Regions from separate parts of the Mus musculus genome. Here region 2 is linked to region 1. Evidence: chromatin loops called from intact Hi-C (ENCODE). Cell type or tissue: left cerebral cortex. All regions are shown on one strand. Each heading gives the region's core, and the rest is flanking DNA. Links, peaks and the distances in the headings are about the cores only.

The links. A loop is a pair of places that touch in the nucleus more often than their neighbours do. Peaks named below come from ENCODE experiments on the same cell type or tissue, not always from the same donor. Only the 100,000 strongest peaks of a DNase experiment are listed, where the experiment ranks them.
Region 2: it touches region 1 in a loop (4-fold over the local background); 7 of 42 quality-filtered maps call a loop at or near these places.

Annotation. Positions count from the first base shown.
Region 1 is chr1:136,013,195-136,023,336 of GRCm38, forward strand. Tmem9 (transmembrane protein 9) reads left to right here and starts at 4,807. Exons shown (of 6, transcript NM_025439.3): 1 at 4,807-4,868; 2 at 5,312-5,413; 3 at 6,464-6,555. The coding sequence starts at 5,348. It also overlaps a transcript of Igfn1 not described here. In left cerebral cortex, for the core only: a CTCF peak has its summit at 4,973; DNase peaks (open chromatin) are centred at 4,781 and 5,615; H3K4me3 peaks cover 1,631 bases; H3K27ac peaks cover 1,185 bases.
Region 2 is chr1:135,954,065-135,964,206 of GRCm38, forward strand. Igfn1 (immunoglobulin-like and fibronectin type III domain containing 1) reads right to left here. Exons shown (of 27, transcript NM_177642.3): 19 at 9,694-9,993; 20 at 9,005-9,178; 21 at 7,923-8,051; 22 at 5,637-5,939; 23 at 4,875-4,963; 24 at 2,634-2,829; 25 at 1,494-1,793; 26 at 506-832. Among named protein-coding and RNA genes, the nearest start is that of Pkp1, 40 kb to the left of the region's middle. In left cerebral cortex, for the core only: a CTCF peak has its summit at 4,632; a DNase peak (open chromatin) is centred at 4,625.

The DNA.
Region 1 (10,142 bases), core at 1,016-9,015:
GATTAAATGGAGAAGTATATGTGAGAAGGAAATGTGAGAAACTCCTGTAATAGCTAGCTATTAAAGGGGTGACAAAAAGGGTAAACAGATGCCATGCTTGTCTCTCAGATCATCAAAAGGTGCCAATGTGTATCATATAAAATAAAGGTTTATAATTTTTCTGTTTTAATTTTGATAGTGAAAATATAGCTAGAACCCTCACAAACAGCCTCTGGAATTCTAAATCATTTCAAAAGGGTGTAAGAGGATGTGGGACTAAGATGTTTTAAAATGCTATTCCAAATTAAATCTCTATAGACTGAGGCTCTGTGCTCTGGCAGGAGTTCCTTTAAGTAGAACCAGTCTGTGGGGTTGATTCTATGGACTTAGCCCAGCAGCACTCTTGCCTACTACTGTGAGCTAAAACACAAAACAAAAACCCCAAATATTTGGCTTGGGTAAGACAATTGGAACTCCAAAGCAAGCTGTTATCTCACATGTATGCTGTCTACACCCAGAAGCAATGTGCAGAGGCAGGAGCTGAGCCAAGGAAAACAGAACACTGGGCAAGGCGACCTTACCTAAGGCCACGAGCATCACGATCCTGGGGAGTGATTACTAGGAGCGTACACAGCTGAAATGTGTACATGTGTGTTGCATATGACTCTGTATATATGCACAAGAGACTGGAGGGTCTATGTCATTTATTACATTTGGGAAGAATATTTAGGACCATCATTTCTTTGGTAAAGATCATTTTTGGAGAGACGCTGTTGAAAATGAAGAATGTCTGTGAGACACTGAGAGAGGATGCCTTTACATAGAACATCTCTGCCCTGATATCAGTACCCCAGGATCCCTGATGCTTGATAAATTCCCCTTTGGTCAGAGACAAGACATTTATTTACTTAGGAATCTGAGGATGGTGCTCAATCCATTATAAGGATGGTCCCTGTGCACCTGCCCCAACATCAGTGAACAGAGTGACAGCTTTGTAAATAGATGGATCAAAGACCACTCCACATCCTCAGGGATGGATCTTTTGGACATCCCATGAATGCCTGGCATCTATTCGTTGGGCTTTATTTTGTTTAGGTCAGATGATCCTGTGGTGTGACTCAGATGTGATTGTAAATGCCAATTTAGGAGGGTCATCATCTCCTAGGAGCCTGAGGCTATGGGGATACTGGACAGATACACTTTGCTGGGTATCACAGGGGCAAGTAAGGGCATATAGCTGATGCCTGTGAGAGGTGCCCAGGTCAGAGGTAATGTCAGCCATCCAGTCCCTATCTAGGAATACCAACAGTAGGGGGAGGGGTGGAGAGGAACTCAGACCCTCTGTCCTAGCACGGATTCTAAGACCTAGCTTACATGTGCAAATTCATGCTAAGATTGTTGAGATATACCCTACCTGTTGCTTTTGTATCAATGTACCATGAACTTTGTGGCTTAAAACAATACAAGTGTAATACATCTCTATAGGCCTTAAGTCTGATTTGAATGACAGTGGATTAAAATCAATATGTATTATATGAGACTTCTAGGTCTAGAGAAGGCCACTTTTCTGGGTTTTTTTTTTTCCTCAAAAGCACCCATACTCTGTCTCAAAACTCTTTTCCTCCACCTTCAGAGCCAGCAACATAGCACCAGACATATGGTCACATTTGTCTCTGACTTATAGCAGAAAAAAATTCTCTCTTAAGGTCTCCCCTGATTAGATAGAACCCCCCTTGAATAGTTCAATATACTCTCTCAACCCTAAAAGCCTTAATTTTTTCTTATCACATCTGCAAAGTCATTTTGCTAGATAAGATAACCTAGTCACAGGATGAGGCAGTAGCACTTGGACCTTTCTGATAGTGGTTCGCATATTCTTATCACATTCTGCCAGCTCAGGGAGCCTCTTGCTGCCCTCAAAATTTCTCTACCACTCTGAGCTCCTCTGGCTCCTGGTCCAAGTTTCCTACTAACTTTTACAATTTTGTGCCCAGCAAAACTCTTGCTATCTTAAATTGTAATGGCTCGTTGACCATTGTGATGTTTTGTACATGCTTGACCCAGGCAGTGGCACTATTAGGAGGTGTGGCTCTGTAGGAGTAGGTGTGTCACTATGGGCATGGGCTTAAGATCCTCACCCTAGATGCCTGGAAGTCAGTCTTTCACCAGCAGCCTTCAGGTGAAGACAGAACTCTCAGCTCATGCCTGCCTGGACACATGGAGGTCTGAGGCAAAGTTCTTCAGAAGGCAGTATATATGTTTTGAATCAATGTCTGATATATGGTACAGTTTTTCTCAGAGCCAAGATTCATAGGTCCAGGAAATAAGGGGTGGAAAAGGGAATAGTTCCACTCACTATCACTCCTAGTGACCCTCTAGGAAAAATTTTGCTTCCTGTCCCCACAACTCTAGTTTCTGCTGGCCTAGAAGTTTTGGTTCCAGAGAGGGGAGTGCTCCTACTAGGAACCACAACAAACATTCCATTGAACTGGAAGCTCAGACTTCCCCCTGGTCATTTTGGGCTTCTATTGCCCTTAAACCAACAGGCTAAGAGAGGAATAGCAGTGTTAGGAGGGGTGATAGATCCAGATTACCATGGGGAAATTGGATTACCTCTCTACAATGGAGGTAGGCAGGATTATGTCTGGAGTGTAGGAGATATCTTAGGGCGTCTCTTAGTACTACCATGTCCTGATTAAAGTCAATGGGAAACTATAACAGCCTAATCCAAGCGGGATGACAAAGGATGCAGACCCATCAGGAATGAAGGTATGAGCCACTCCTCCAGGAAAAGAGCCAAGACCTGCTGAGGTGCTTGCTGAGGGTGGAGGAAATACAGCATGGGTAGCAGAGGAAGGTAGTTATAAATTCCAGCTAAGACCATGTGACCAATTGCAGAAATGAGGATCATAAAGTAACATGAATGTTTCTGTATATTTTGTTAAGAACACATTGTCTTTCTTCAAATTTCTTTAACATCAATTGGTATTTAAACTGAGATACTAAAAGAATGCTCCCAAGGGACATTGCCCCATTGTAAATTTACAAATGTGTTTGTGATTATACGAGAAATAGTTACATCATGGTAGGCATATTCATGACCTTGTTATTGTTTCATGTGGACATGAGATATTATTTGTGTCAAGTTGACAAGGGGTAATTGTAGTGACTATTCCTGGTTGTCAACTTGACTATATCTGGAATGAACTACAGTCCAGAATTGGAAGGGTCACCTGTGATCCTGATCTTGAGGCTTGGAGACACAAGTTTCTGACCTGGATCTTGGCATGGAGATCTTGAGGCATAGTGGCTATGAATCCCAGGAGACAAAGGCAGGGAGATCTCTGAGTTCAAGGTCATCTGGGACAAAACAAGTCCCAGATCCAGGTGTGGTGGTACACACCTTTATGTGGGCCACACACCTTCTCCTGGAGACTTACATAAGAACATTGGAAGAAGGAAGATTCTCTCTTCTTCTGCTTGCCTTGTGGAACTGAGAAACTGCTAGATCCTTGGGCTTCCATTCACAACTGCTGCTGACCACTGTTGGGCAGTTGGACTACAGACTGTAAGTCATCAACAAATTTGCTTAGTATATAGAGACTACCCATAAGTTCTGTGACTCTAGAGAACCCTGACTAAAACAACCATTGTTTTTTGGTTTTTGTTTTTGTAATAAATATCAAGTTATACAAGAGCAGAGATGGGGCTGAAGAGATGGCTTAGTGGTTACGTGTACTGACTGCTCTTCCAAAGGTCCTGAGTTCAATTCTCAGCAACCATATGGTGGATCACAACCATCTGCAATGTGATCTGACACCCTCTTCTGGTGTGTCTGAAGACAACTACAGTGTACTCATATACATAAAATATAAATAAATCTTAAAAACAACAACAAAAAAAGAGAACAGAGACAAGGCTAGCCTCCCCCTCCCCCAGGCAGCTTCAGTGTCTTATATAGTACCCACCACAAATAGTGCTCAGATAATATGTCTAAGGAGGAAAACTCTTTTGTGACACATGACTTTCTATACTAAATTTCATTCTGGCCATATGACTATTCTTCTTTCCAGGAGCCCCAACCCATCAAAGCTGTAGGGACCCTTAGCTAAGGAAACTGGTACCCAGAGAGGGAATGCATGTTTTCTAGGGTAACACAGGAGCTTAGTTCGATGCACTTGAGGCCAAAGCTCAAGTGTCCTCACTGCAGTGGCCCCTGGACTCAGGTGACTCCAGTTTCCTTCACTGCTGCTAAGAAGTTCACATCTGTCCCTCTGCAGCCTGTAACCTCCTCCTAGTCCCAGACTGGCCTAGTACACCTTGTTTCAATTTGCCAGGCCTTCAGAACCAGTGCAGGCTAAGGAGGCACAGCTCCCTCCAGCCCACGCCTATTACTAATCCTGTCTTGCCCTCTTTGGCATATGTCTTTGTGTGTAGGAATAGAGCCTGGGCCCTTGAGTTCCTTGTTAAAAAACAAAACAAAACAAAACAAAAATGTGTCTCTATAATAATATTTTCAGACTATGAATAAGCACAATGGTCCTTGATCTTGTTCTAAAATCATTACTAGTTTCATTTCTAAAATGCTTTCTCTGAAACAGTAAGATAGTATAAGGCGAGGACAAACAAAGCACTCTAGGAGGAGTTGAACGGACCCACAGGGCTAGAGCTTCAGTTTTCAGTAGGAAAGGCAGACATTCCCTTTTCTTGCTAAATCCTGGTAGAGAAATGCGTGCCTCTCCCTAGATTGTAAGCCTCCGGGACCAAGAGAAGGTGGGTCTTGTTGTCTTGGCAACTAGCGAGGTTGGGCTGAGCGGCGACTGTAGCAGCCAATAGATGCTGAAGGGGTGGAGCCTGCTGATCAGTGGCGGCTGCGGCTGAGCTTGCAGGTTGGTAGACTCGGCATTGGGGGAGGGGTACGGGGGTCGCAGGGACACTGGGGGTTCACAGCCACCCCAAATCCTTAGGCAGGGTGTGCAGTACTCTTGGCGGTCGGAATCGGGGCTTCTGGTTGGGCCTGAGCGGCGCCACCAGGGCGGTGGAGGCAGAGATGGCGGAGGGCGGTGGGAGGAGAGGTGAGGGTCGGAACGCGGCCTGGTGACAGGATCTGGGGGCTCCGGGCGGCTGTAACCTCAGAAAACTCCCTCTGCTAGTGCACAGATAGCTTTTGAGAGCTGGGCTTGGTGAGGAGAGGGAAAGGTTTAGAAGGCCAGGAATCCTGGAACTCAGCCCTCTTCCCTCGTCTGGCAAAGCTGAAAAGGGGCCGAGGGTGCTGCCTCTGTTGTGACCACTATCCCTTTTTCCGACTCCATGTTTCTTTTTATCCCCCCAGGCATCTAGTCTTGCTGGCTCAGCAAGCCCGATAAGCATGAAGCTGCTGTGTTTGGTGGCTGTGGTGGGGTGCTTGCTGGTGCCCCCAGCTCAAGCCAACAAGGTGAGGGAAGTGGGCCAGCGGCACCTTGTTCCTGGGCTGCCGCCGAGGTAGCCGAAACGCCACCCTGACCCCTCCCCCACCCGAGAACCCTACTTGGGGGCGGGGACCTTACCTGGGACAAGCTGCTGGCCTTCCTAAGGGTGTAGGGAGCACGGGGTTCAGAGCCTACCGCACAGGGTCCGGACCAAACTAGCCCTAGGTAGACTTCTCCGCAAGCAAGAAAGTTTAAGAAAAGTTACCCAAGTTCTCTGTATCTTCCTTTGCCCCAAGTAAAAACAGCTGTGGTCGAATCTCCTGCTCAATTTGATAGTCAAATCATGTAATGTTGTAAAATGCTCTGAGTGTAAAGGCATGCACAGATGGGAGCTTTTTGGCTTCAAAGCTAACCCAGCTGCACTGTGGACTCCAGAGGCTGCTCTCATTCCTTCCGGGTGGGAGACCCGCAGCTAGGTTTAGATGATGTACGCGGCTCTAGGCTGTCCGCTTTCGATTCTGACTCTCCCTGAGACACTGAAATAACATTGAGTATTAGGGCTTGCGTGCTTCTTTGCTCTTCAAGGAATTCCTGACGGGAGTCTTCCCGTGATAATGTCCCAGTTTTCTTTATTCATCCCTTTCCCCTTTCTAACCTAAGGAGTTAAGACAGAATTGAAGGGGAATCTGGCCACCTAGCTCACCAGACACAATTGTAGGCCCCAGGGTTGAAAAAGCCTGTCACTTTGCTTGCTATATACACTGCAGCCCCAACTCTTCCCTCCTCCCTCCCCCCATCCCCCCCCCCCCCTTTCCCCCAGCACGTCACTTCATGGATGGCAGGCAGCCTTGGGTAACTTCTGTGAGTTTGTTTTTGATACCAGAGAGGTTTCTATCTTGAGGACCAAGTGGAAGAACACTCTTCCTGTAGAGCCAGACCTTGATGAATTGGGGATGGGAAAATTCAAAAGCATGCATATAGTCACCTAAGGGAGCAGAGTACAAGACTTTGCTAGCCTGTCTAGACTCTGAACCCAGGCAGGACTCTTGCCTGCAATTTCTTCTTTTTCCTTCCAGAGCTCTGAAGATATCCGGTGCAAATGCATCTGTCCGCCTTACAGAAACATCAGCGGGCACATTTACAACCAGAATGTGTCTCAGAAGGACTGGTAAGACACTGCTAATGGCTGTATATCCCCCCCCCCCCCCATGTCACCGGCCAGACTGAAATTATCAATGCTTACTAGATTTCTTATCCTAGAGATAAGTTACCCATTCCTGTGGAGAGCCTACAAAGGAATATTTTGTCCTTAACCATTTGATAACAAAATCCAGGTATCTTGAATTCCAGCTGAGGAGGTTGGGTTTTGTTGTTTTGCTTTGAGTTTAAATCTCTGTTGATACATGTTAGAATGGTCGTAGAGACAAGGCAGGTGTGTGTAGTGTACACTTTTGCAAAGCTCTCTACCTGTGTGCTCCGTTAGCCTCAAGCAACCGTCTAAGGTAAAAGGAGTAGATATTCTTCCCATTGTATAATTGCATAGGCTTAAGTCCAAAGATCTTATATTATGTTTCTTTTGTCTCTGGTCTTGAATTCATTCTTAGTCGCTTACTTAAAAAAACAAAACAAAACAAAACAAAACAAAAAGCATTGAATGACCAAGGATTCATTCAGGTAAAGAAAACCAGTGAAAGGAAGTATAAACACAGTGTTCTAGAAGGAATAGTTTAAGGAGTTAGAATCGTTCGGAAGAGAGAGACCTGGAGACACATTCAGTGGATATTCAATCAGGGAGAAAGGCTGCCGTGCTGAGGAGAAGGGACATTTGGGATTGGAACTGGAAAGGCTTGGGATGGTGTCATAGAGAAGTAGGGCCAGTGAATGGAAGCTTCAGGGGAATGGACCTCAGCGTGGGTTAAAAGCCATCTCCAGCATTGCTAGTTCTAGGATGGGAGGCTTCATCCTTGAAGACATCAGCGTACCGACCGGGTAGGGTCACAGCAAGGCATTGGATGGGGATGGGTCAAGGTTGCCGCTACCTGTACATCAAGGATCACTAGGTGAGCTTTGAGAAAATACACAGTCTGGCTGGTACTCTCCTGCCAAGATTTAATTAAGCAAATACGGTAGTGGTGGAGGGCTAACCTTTGCTTGGAATCCTTGAGGTGCCCATAATGCCACTGATCCAGAGCACATTTGAGAGTTTTCAGGTAGTTGTTTTCAAGCTTCTGGATAACAGTTTCTGAGAGGCATTCTATGCGGATGCATAGACTCGAGGACCACCCTTCCTGGATCCCGTTTGTTTCAGATTACTTAATCTTCACTGTACTTTGATTTACTTTTTAAATTCATGTGTGTGTGCGTATGTATATGTATGTGTGTACGTGTGTTTACTTACTTGTATATCTGTTTACTGTGTGCATACAATACCTGCAGAGGCCAAAAGAGGGCCCTTGGATTGGATCCCTTGGAATGGGAGTTACAGAAGCTTGTGAGCTGCCATGTGGGTGCTGGGAATTGAACCCCGGTCCTCTGGAAGAACAGCCAGTAGTGCTCTTACCATGGAGCCATCTCTTCAGCCCTATATTGATTTATTTATTTTCTTCCTTTCTTTCTTTCTTTCTTTCTTTCTTTCTTTCTTTCTTTCTTCCTTCCTTCCTTCCTTCCTTCCTTCCTTCCTTCCTTCCTTCTTTCCTTCCTTCCTTCCTTCTTCTTCTTCTTCTTTTTTTTTTTTTTTTTAGTTTTTTGAGACAGGGTTTCTCTGTATATCCCTGGCTGTCCTGGAAGTCACTTTGTAGACCAGGCTGGCCTCGATCTAAGTGCTCTCTCCACCTGCCTCTGCCTCCCAAGTGCTGGGATTAAAGGCATGCGCCACCACAGCCTGGCTCCTATATTGATTTCCTTATGAGCAAAGTATGGTAATACTTTTGAGTGTGAAGTGTGTGTATTAATGTGAATTTGTGTAGCACTTAGGATGATACCCACACATGCTAACTTAAATGTTAGCTGATGTTATTAATAATATCATACTATCACCCTTCGTAGCGATTACATAATCAAATTATTCTATAACCCTGGGAAGTGTGGCCGTCTCCTAAAGCACTCGTCTAATTCTTGTGTTTCTTCTGACCTGATGGCGGCATTAACACAGTGGCCGTCTGGGAGAGACTGCAGTGGACTCCTCTCATCGGCAGAGACACGACACTGTCCCCACTTTCACACAGGCAGACTCTGCTACTGGAAAACGCTAGCAATGCTCTCTGGGCTTATACTGTGACCTGAAAACCCAAGCTTGGTTGCCCAGAGGATAGGATCCTGCCTAAAACTTGCAGGCTGTAGTTTATCCTTTCTCTTCAGAAGCAGACTCGGGGGCTATCTGATGAACAGTCTCACATTAAGAACCTAAATGTCAGCAGTTCCTTCCCTTAAGGGTGTTGGGCAGAGACTAAAACTTGGGGGTAAGACCCCAGGATTCTAGGGTCTGGCAGCACTGACCCTGGCTGAGAGCCACCACAGATTTACTTAGTGACCATTGGTGGAGCAGAGATCCACATGGTACTGGCATCTTAGTGCCAGGGCTAGAATTAGAGATCTCATAGAGTCTTTAGGTCCAGTGCTCCATGCTGGCTCTCAGACTGAGGCCAGTATCCAGTGTCATATTAGTGTGTTGCTGGTTTCTGTCATCTAGTGTTGAAAGAATATAATCACATCCATATAAAAAAGTCCCTCTTGGTGGGTCTCTTGAGAAATGTTGCATAGACAAGTCCCAGGGTTGAGGTGTTAAAGTAGGATTCTTCTACAAACACAGTCTGACAGAGAAACACAAACTGTGTGGGGTATGCAGTCAGACCTGGGTTGGCTGAGAGGTCCTGCAAACCCTTCCTTACCACTGCCTGCCTCCTACACAGTATTTCAGTGCTACCCAAAGGGGCACAGTTTGGAAGACATCAATCAAGCTTAGCTTCCATCATCAGTGAAAGACGGAGGCCCAGGGAGGTTAAGTAAGTGATTGACATCACAGACTCAGAAGAGCTTGTCTTTCGCCTTCACTTTCTCTCTGCCCAGTCCCCAAAGGTAAATGGAAGTATGTAGAGTTTCGGTGACTCTCAGGAGAGCCAGAAAGGACAGAAATCTTTCACCTTCTTATTGCTGTTCCCTGTAACTTTTTGCAGCCTATTTCCCTGGGCACCAGGGTCCAAGTTGAAGAACTAAAGATGGTTTCCTAACACTACACCTTGACTCTCCAGGGCATTCGCAAATCCTACTGTAGCCATGGCATAGCCTTTCTGATCCAGAGCTCTGTGTGGCTCAGGAAAGGGAGAACTCTGCTCCCTGGAGGCTTGGTTTGGTGGAGAAGGGAGAGCTGTATTCACTCTGCACAGGAATGATGGGAGATTGATTGTGTTTTACATTTTAGAGACAGTTTCACATAGTTCTGGACACCCTCGAACTCAAGATCCCCTTACTTACATTACCATGTCTGACTCACGATGACCAGTGGAAACTAGTCTTGTCTGTGAATGATTCCCAAGGCCTAGAGGCAGTGCCCTGAAACACAGCAAGGAGGCTCCTGTTCCTCCTGCAGAGGATAGAGTGTCACAGCTGTTACCCAGAGGTGGAACCAGGATCATCAGAGGGTTAAATAACAGATAGATGCCACACACTGGACTCGAGGAGAAACGGAGTCTTTGAAGGACCTTCCCCTCTTATTTCAGTGCATGGCCTTGCATATCCTTGGTGCCTCTGCTAACACCC
Region 2 (10,142 bases), core at 903-8,902, 59 kb before region 1:
GATCCTGAAGGGACAGTGGGCCCTCTCACACCTATCCCATTGTGAAGAGTCTGCAATGCTCGGCGTGGGATGACCCAGAGCCACCAAAGTTTTTTCTTATTGGCATGCATTATTCACCTTGATGAATGGAGACGGCCAATGAGAGACTCAGCATGACCTTTTAACTCTTCTTATCCGACACAGTTATAAAAGGACTTGCAGGGCAAGAGGCTCATGTCTCACCCTGAGACATGTGCCTGCCCACATGGAGACTCTTAGGTGGGTAGTGTAGGCCCCTAAAGTAGCCAAGGTCTCATTTTACAATTGAGCAAATCAAACCCTAGGAGGTTCTGTAATGGTCAGGTTAAATACATAATAGAATGCTCATGGAGGCAGGCAGAAATCTCATGGTATACCATCTGAGTCTACTTGAGAAGCCAGGCCCCTGAGGGCTTCCTGAGGTCAGAGGCTATTCCTTCTGTTCCCTTCTGTTCCCACTTGGTCCTCTCCAGGCAGCCATGGTTACCTGTGACAATGAGGGTGGCTGTGCTGACAGCTTGTCCCAGTGGGTTCTTGGCCACAGCCTTGTATTCACCACTGTCCTTAAGGGACACGCTGGGGATGACGAGGGAGCACACACCCAGCAAGTCAGTACTGTACACCGCAGGGTTTCTGTCCAAGCTTTGGTCATTCTTGAACCAGGTGACATGAGGCTGGGGTGAGCCCTGCACGGCACACGTCATGCGGCACTCACAGCCCTGGGGCAGAAGGTGAGCCCGCAGACCCACCAGGAAGCGGGGCTTCTGGCTCAGGTCAGGATCCTGGTATGTCGGAGACTTCACTGTGAACCTGTCTGTGGTGCATTCCCCAGGCAGAAGGAAGGATGGTTAAAAAGCAAAGAAGGCCTGACCGGGACCCAGGTTTGCAGAGTCCATCGAAATGCTGAGCCTTTTCCCACAGCTCATCTGCACCACCTGACACTGTTTTTATCCTTTTCCTAAAATCTTGTTTGGATTTTAAAAAAATGGTAAAAGTTATTGTGTATAAATCAGAACATAAGTCTCACTCCCTAGAGATGACTGTAGCTGACATTTTGGTGTAGCACTTTCTAGATATTTTTGTATTTTATAAACATAAAATGACCCAGCCAGTATTATAATCTTTTTTTTCTAGTGACCCCTTTAAAGACCTACACCTAGTTGATTTATAAAATATACTTTGTTTTAATAGAAATACTAACTTCTATTTTTAACTGATTGCTTGCTGTTCTTTTTGAGAATTCACCCAAAGGCCCCCAGACAGTCCAATACTCACAGCCTGACTCTTTCTGCCCATTGAAGTGGAGCCCAACCTGAATCCAGTGCAGTGGGCACCAGTTCAGGTGGGCACTGAGCAGGAGGTGGGAGGCCCACTACATGTCTGGCTAGACGGAAGGCCCCGACTCCATACATTTCATGACCCAAAGCACAGAGGCTGACACTTAAGTCCCTCCCTCCTTTTAGGGGTCCCCTTACCTCTCTGCCTGGGGATACACCAGGGTTGGCTGGTGTCTGAAGGTTTGCTGACCCCCAGCTCATTCTTGGCCAGCACCCGAAAGTGGTACTCATGGCCAGGGAGGACCCCTAGGAGGGTAAAGCGGTTGGTACGGACATGGTCGGCCACCTCGTGCCAGGATCGGTGAGATGAGGACCGCATCAGCACTGTGTAATGCAAGGGGATGCCCTGAGCCTCATCCGGAGAGGGTTCCCACTGGACCGTCACTGTCCCAGGCACATTCTCCTGTAGGTAGATAGAACCTGGTGCCTGTGGGCATGCTGAGAGAGAGAGAGAAAGAGAGAGAGAGAGAGAGAGAGAGAGAGAGAGAGAGAGAGAGAGAGAGAGAGAGAGAGAGAGAGGTCATGTTGCAAAGGAGAACATGAAATTCTGCTAGTGTCTTCTCCTGGGGATCTACAGAACACTGTTGTCAGGCAGGCGATGGGCCAGAGGGCTTACCAACTAAGTCTGAGTATACAATTATCTCTGCATGGTGAAAAATATCCCCCAAAGAATGCTCTTTTTTTTTCTTTTGAGGCAGGGTTTCACCCACATTAACCCAGGCTAGCCTTAACGCTGAGTTCTGTCTCAGTCTCCCACATCTGGGATTATAGGTACCCACCAGCACAGATGACTTCCAAAAAAATTACTTATTCACCTTTTTAATAGATAAAATGATGGGACAGGGACAGAAGTTAGAGTTTTCATAAAATCAAATCACAAATGCCTGCGGTTAGTCTTCCTGCATTTCTGAACATTCCAGGCTGGGAACGAGAGTCATTCCAGGGAAGGGACAATCTTAACTTGCACCAGGGTCGTGGGCAGATTCTCCCCATGGTATCCTTTAGTGACGCAATGCTGGGGGCCATTTTTGCTCTTGGACTCAAAACAAACAAAAACAAACAAACACCCCCACAGATAAGAGGTAAGGGTGTGGTATCTTTAAGTTCATAGGTCAGAACATCGGGGCTTTCAGGGACTCTCCTTCTACCTGGCCTCTGAGCCTTGAAGTGTGTAGGCTCAACAGTGTGGTCACCTTGCACACTCAGCACAAGGAGCTACGCCCAGGACAGATGCAGCCTTCACACCCTGGTGAGAGCTCCCTGGCTGAGCGGCCTCACCTGCTACATTGATGAAGAAGCTGTGGGTAGCTTCCTTCCCCTGTAGGTTCCTCAGCATCACGGTGTATCGGCCACAGTCCGAGAGGCTAGCTGCAGGGATCAGAAGCTGCGTGAGGCCAGCCTTCACAGTGGTCACACTTCTTTTGGGCAAGGGCAAGCCGTCCTTCAGCCAGGTCACCTCAGGCATGGGGGCAGCCTGAGAACCAAGGGCAAGCTCAAATTGAGAAGAGGAAGGTTTTTTGTTTGTTCATTTGTTTTTTTAAAGTGTCTGTTCAAATAAATTATGTAGTTAGCATATAAAATAATAGGCTTATTGATGACATTTTATTGTGTATGTATCACTGAATCTTCCTGATATTCACTGCTATAGTCCTTCTGCTTTCATTGTACACAATTCTCTCTCACACACACTCGTGCATGCACGCACGCGCACACACACACACACACACACACACACACACACACACACACGCATGCACACAGGCACGCACTCGAGTGCGCTCGAAAAAGCATGCTGATTTTTTCTTTCTTCCCTTAAGGCCGTCACCCTCTTGCTCCTGTTCTTTGTGATTGCTTCCTCCCTGACCTTTGCTCTCCATGGAGGAAATTTTGTAAAAGAAAAAGTATATAAGCTGGGCCCAGTGTAGAAGGGCAAGAAGGACCATTCTAGGCAGGAAGAGATGCGCCTGAGCACATGGGGATCAACGAGGAATAGGCTCTCAGGGAGGTAGCGATGTGTGGGGCTAGCTGGTAGGTATGGAAGGATGCTGGGATAGGAAGAGAGGCTTAGCTGGGAGGCTCAGTAAAACGGTTCTGGCCCTCAGCCTCACCCCCACGCAGACATCTAGACTTCACTGAGCGAGGTGCTGCAGTTAGGACAGTGCAGCTAGTTCTGGATTTACATGAGCGTACTTGGTGGGAGTGAGAAGAGACTCATTGGGACGAGAGTATTCCTTCCCCCCAAGGCAAGCTAGGGGTGTCTCGGGAGTTCCTGCAATAGAGAGAGGCTGCAGGAAGTAGACTATGCATCTGGCCTGGAACTGTGGTGACTGGAGAGGAGAGGAGAGTGGCAGGCTTAGGAAAGGAGCTGGCAGGGCTGGTTAAGAGCAGGTGGCTCACGCCTTTAATCCCAGCACTTGGGAGGCAGAGGCAGAGGCAGGCGAATTTCTGAGTTCGAGGCCAGCCTGGTCTACAAAGTGAGTTCCAGGACAGCTAGGGCTACACAGAGAAACCCTGTCTCAAAAAAAAAAAAAATCACTGACTGCTCTTCTGAAGGTCCTGAGTTCAAATCCCAGCAACCACATGGTGGGTCACAACCACCCATAATGAGATCTGACACCCTCTTCTGGTGCGTCTGAAGACAGTGACAAATAGCAGAGGTCCTGAGTTTGATTCCCAGCAACCACATGATGGTTTACAACCATATACTGATTTACATAAAAATAAATAAATAAATCTTTAAAAAAGATTTATCTGTATCTGAGTGTCAGGCCTATAATGTAACAGTGAGAACTCTCTTCAGCTGCGGGATGATGATGCTACCCACTGCCTATGGGACCCCCATCGTGTGCACCTGAGAATGCTAATAGTAAGTTGCCTATGGGGGTGTCCTAAGGATTTAGGCATCAACGATGCGCGGAAAGCACAGAGCACAGCATCCAGGTTGCTACCACCACTTTCTCAGCCCTTTGGTAAGCTTAGTCTCTTTGGTAAGAGACTGAAGAACTCAGTACCATGTGAGAGATGAGGAGTCAAATTAGTGAGCGGTGACGGCATCAGGCAATCTGTGTTTACTACCACACTAGTGACTGTACGGAGAGTTGTGTGGTGTTGACATTGGCTGGGGACCATCCTGAGTCAGACTCTGATCATTCACTTGCACAAAAATATATTCTAAAGGCAAAAATGATTATCTACCTTGCCGGCTCCCTCAGTTCTGGGACTAAGAAGGGGAGAGGAGATGGTCTAATTTGGAGGTGTAATATTTGAAGTGACCACTAGAGGGGTGTGTAACCCCTGTTCACTCAGCAGCATGAGGCCAAATACAAGCTTGGCTTCAAAAACCATTTTCCTCCCTACCCACCTCACATTGGACCTTATTTAGGAGACAAGTCAAAGTCTATGACTAAGGTTAAAGAATAATAAGGAAGAAGAAGGAACACTCCACGATCGTCTAGTTTCCTGGTTGCTCAGTGACACCCCCCCCCCATGCCTGCCACACACTGCTTCAGGTCTACTCACTTCAAAGGAGAGAGGAACGCGAATACTGTCCCCAACCCTGACCATCAGGGTATCCTTTGTGCCGGAGTCCATGAGGAACCTGGGACAGACTAGAACACACAAGATGGCTTGTCACCTCCCTCCACAGTGAGCAGCTAGCTCACCTAGGATGCAGATCGAAGGCTGAACCAATGGCCTGACAGAGAGTGCTTGGAAGGGTGTGTTGGAGAAAAAAGGCTGGGAGACAGGGACAGTCTTGTGGGACAATCAAAGTTGCTATCCGGGAAGGGTGGGTGACATCTTTTAATGGGGTGACATCCATTGAAGATCAGAGCCAGGACAAGAATCTAAGATTCTGGACTCAGGAGCTCTTGGCTTTTTATTGTCTCCTTATTGTCACAGTGACAACTAGAGAGGATTGGTATGGCTCGCAAAGAGAAAGGATCTGCTTCTAGTGATTAAGTCCCAAAGGGAAACACAATCTGCCTTGCGGTAACAGGGAGCTGGGGGATGTGCTGTCTCAAACCAAGCAGTGCCCACTCCTCGGAGTCACTTGTTTTAAATCATGGTTCTGTGTCATAACAATGGGGAGACCCTGGGTGAAGCATCTCGGGCCTTTGTGGTCATCCCTGGAGCTGTAATGAGAACACATTTCTAAAAGGGGTCCGCTTAGCTCAGTGCTCCCTGCCACCCCTCTGTTAAGAAGGCAACTGATGACTGCATAGCAGTGCCTCTCAGGAAGGGTCTGTAGGATTCATGGTGGGGAAAGGAGGTGTCACTCACCAGTGGCCGGCATGGCATGAACCAATGTGTCCAGGGAAGTGGCCTGGCTCCGGCCCCCATCATTAACTGCTGTCACCCGCACAAAGTAGCCTTCTTGCGGCCGAAGCCCCTTGGCTGTGAAGGTGGTGCCCGGCACAGTTCCCACGTGACATGGGCTCCATTGATGGCTGTCTGAACCACACAACTCCACAATATATCCCTGGGCTTCATCAGCATCCCGGGCATCCGGCACCATCCAGCTCACGGTGATGCTAGTGTTTGATGTGTCTGTAACCTGTAGATCCCGCACAGGCCCTGGGGGTCCTGGGCAAGCACCATGGAAGTTTCAGGAGTGTGGCATCTTCCTCTGAGGAGTCTTCCAACCAAGGAGTCTTGGGGCTTCTTTCACTTAGGGGTTTCTGCAGAACTGTGGGTCCCTGGCTACCCCCTCAACTCACCCACCAACTTGCCAACCCCTAACTATCCCATAATCCTTGACAGCTGGTATTTCCAGTTGAGAACCTTTTGTGCTCCATTGTGTCTGGGGGCTGGAGTCTATGTCTCTATGCTGAATTATAACTCTTAGTTGGGAACGACACCAGCACAGATTTCTTGTTCCTTGTCTGTTAAATGGGAACAAGAGCAGCACTACCTACCCACCATGGGGACTGTGGAATAAGCAAAAGTCATAAAGTGTGTGTGTGTGTGTGTGTGTGTGTGTGTGTGTGTGTGTGTGTGAGAGAGAGAGAGAGAGAGAGAGATTTGGATATTTCACTGCAGCATGATATTCTGGCTGTTAAGGCTAGCTGCATATTAAACATTCTGTCTGTGCGATACCAGCCCCAAAGGCACTAGGATTGGTAAGGGATTATTGGTATTTCTAAACGTGTGATTATTGGTATTTCTAAACATGTGATGATGTTTAAAATCACTGGTCTAAGGGAGTGCTTCTAACCTTGAATTTGTACTCAAATCACTGGAGACTTTATTGAAAACAAAGATCCTAACTCAAGGGTTCTGAGGTGCAGAATAAGACTTCCTTCCTTCCTTCCTTCCTTCCTTCCTTCCTTCCTTCCTTCCTTCCTTCCTTCCTTCCTCCTTCCTTTCTCTCTTCCTGCCTATATATCTATGTATCTATGTATGTGTCTATCTATTTATCTGTCTGTCTATCTATCTATCCATCTATCTATCTATCTGAAGTATGTGTGTCTCCTGTTCAACTTCTTAATGCTGGGGTTGGATTGCAGATGTGCACCACTACACATGGCCTGAGATTCTACAGGAAGTTTCCCAAGTGACATTTCCAGGCTACAGATTTTGCACAGTAGTAAGGGTCTAGAAGGTAAGACCTATTGCTGTGGCTGCTGCAGACACTGCACATTCTGTTTCCTCCATTCTCATCACTGATGAGAGAGCCAGTGGTTGACAATGAAACAGAATAGGTTTGCTCTATTTGCAAGGCAAGGATACACGGGCTGGCTCCCCTCCCCTCTCCCTTGTAGAATATTCTGTTGTTACTGGAGTTATACACGCAGTCTGTCACACAGCTGATTCTACAAGTGCATTGATGGCTTGTCATCAGCAGGCTTGTCTGAGGTGCTCAGAGTAACCCTTCTAAACTCTGTGCTCTGGAGCAAAGCGTTTAATAGGGGTTTGGTGAGAAGGGCACTCACTCTCTACTTGAATCGGGAGTTTGAATCAAAGTTAGGCAGGCAAGTGTCTTTCTTGTGGCACATGGGCATACCAGAAGATGCTATCGTGCCTATCTTTAATGACAAATCTTTAGTTTTTGCTGTTTCTGTTTTCTAGAGAATGATTCTTCACATCTCTGATGCTGCTGAGAGCTCAGACAGGCAAATACTGGGCTAGGCTCTGTTAACCAAAGACAGAGGCTGGGATGGAGGAACCTACCTCCTCGTGCAATGCTGGCCCCTTTGCATATGATGAACAGTGTGAACTGGATGGAAAACTGAAGCTAAGCTTCCCTGCTACCTGTTCCCCAGGGATGAGACTCTCCACTAGTGAATGGGCAATGCCACTGGCCTAGCATGGCTAACACTGACCTTTCCTGAGGCCAAAGAGTGCCAGACATGATCTTGCAAAGTCTTCATTCCTTCTGCGTGGCCCCTGGACCCATCTGATTTCAATCTAGATCCTTTAGGACCCCAGTGGCCTTTCAACCTTGACTTCCAGCTCTTTAGAATATCTCCCTCCAGACTGCCCCTGACTTGTGAACTTGCATCCCACAGTTTCAGAGCTATCCCATGCACATCCCTCCCCAACATCCTGGATCGGTGCCTTACTTACTCATAGGGTCTCTAGCAAAGACAGCATCCGATGGAGGCCCAGGATCTCCAGGGCCCGACAGAGTCACGGCCGTGACCCGGAACTCATACTGGCAGCCCTGTCGCAGACCCACCACAGTGTACCTTCTTTCTGTGGAAGACCACATCCCATATTAGTCTCCCATTGTGGGACCAGAAAATGGGGACAAATCTCAGCACCCCCATATTCAGGAGAAGACCAAACGTGGGGTCTAACACAGCCCTCCTGCGTCGCACCAACCAGGTGTGACAGAGTTGCTTCCAAGGTGAAAGGTGTTTTCATCCCCATCCCATCTGGTTTGCCTCAGCCTTGCCAGATGGTCATGATGGCCCTTTGATGTCTCTGATTCATGCTGCCTCACAGAGTCATAATACTTAAATATACTAAATGGTGACATTAGAGATGTGAGGATATGGTCCCCAAGTAGCCTTAACTCCTAAGTGGCATTGCCATTACCGGACTCCTGACAGTTTGTCCTGAGCCTGGTGTTGGGCTTCCAGTACACACAGAGCACAGCCATGCATGGGGTTCTGGAAGCTTCTGTAGCACCTGCTTCAGCCTCAGTCTCGTCCAGATTTTTTCTTATCTCTGGAAGCAGCTAGCTCCTAGGATACTAACTAGAGGGTGGGGCCCCTTCTGTCTGTGTCATCAGCAAGGAAACCGAGATCTACAGAGGAAGCGGGCTGCCCATGGTCAAAGCCTGAAGTGTGTGTGAGGGGGTAGGAAGGAGAGCTGGCTTCCAGTCCGACACTTCTATTCTAGGGGTCCTCTGCTGATAGACCTTGCTGGGTGAATCTTTGGGGTTTGGGGGTGGGGTGTTTAGCAGCATCCTTGTCTTCTTCACACAAGATGTCAAGAGCATGTATTCTCCACCCAGCTGTGACTGTCACAAATAGCTCTAGGCGTTGCTAAATGCCCCCACAATGGGGACAAAACCACATCAGCTGAACAGCATCTATGTTAAACTGATTCTCACTAGTGACACCAAGGGACGCTGTAGCCAGGAGGGGCTTTAAGGCAGCTTGGAATGGTGTCAGCGAGAAGCTGCCCTCAGACCAACTCACCAGACACGGGCTGCTCATTCACAGCCATCCAGGTGTTGCTCCCCTTCTTGTGCTTCTCGATCAGGTAGCCCAGGATGTGGTTACTGCCAGGGCCCTGTGGTGCCCCCCATGTGAGAGTGATGCTCTGACTGGAGGCTGACAGGATGGCTGGGGCAGAAGGGGGCCCCGGGAGAGCTGAGGGCAGAGGGAAGCCAGTCAGCAGAAGTACCAGCTTGTGGGAGGTGGGGCTGTGAGGAGAGGGCACGGGAATCTAGGGGCACAGTCACACTCTGCCGTCTCAAGCATTCCAGTGCTGACTCAGCGTTTCTTGTCACACTATACTTGCTGTTCTGGGACAGAGATGATAGGACAGAAAATGCTCTCCTGCCTTGGTTGGAGCCAGTTCTGAGATCCCTTAACCTCACCTACTGATAGCTTGCTCCAGAACAAGGACACGTGATTAGAGAATGATGTTGGCCATTATGCAGGTCCTGAGAGAAGGGGGCTGTGTGTCTCAGCCTCAAAGAACCGTAAAAGGCTACCAAATCCCAAAAGAAGTCATAGTAAGGTATGTCTACTGTGCTCTACAAAGGCCTCAAGTCCCACCCCATTCCCATCCCCAAAGCATAGCTAGTGACTCTCAGGCTGTATCCTGGCCATAGTAGAGAGAGCAGAGGAGTTCTGTATCCAAATGTTATCTGTTCTCTCACCCTCAGGAGCCACCAACACCTCCTCTGACTCCAGGGCATCTCCGGCTCCCACTGAGGTCACAGCCCGCACACGGAAGGCATATTTCTTTCCCTGCTCCACGCTGGTGTCGGTGAAGCTGGTACTGTCTGATGGGGGCTCGCCCACCTTCAACCAAGTGCTCCTTCCAGCCTGTCGCCTCTCCACCACATAGTGTTGTATGACCTGGCCCCCGTTGTCCCTCGGGGGTAGCCAGCGGAGGCAGACACCTGCTCTGTGGCAATCCTGAACCTCCAGGGGTCCTTGTGGGGGCTGAGGCTTGTCTGAGGACCCGTGGAGAGAAACAGGAGGAGAGAGGAGTCAGAGAAGCTGGGAGGGGGCATGTTACTTAACCCCCTCATCATCGGATAAGTCTGTAAAGGGATGGACAGCCCAGAGATACACATGGTTCCTGACACAGCCAGAGGCTGAG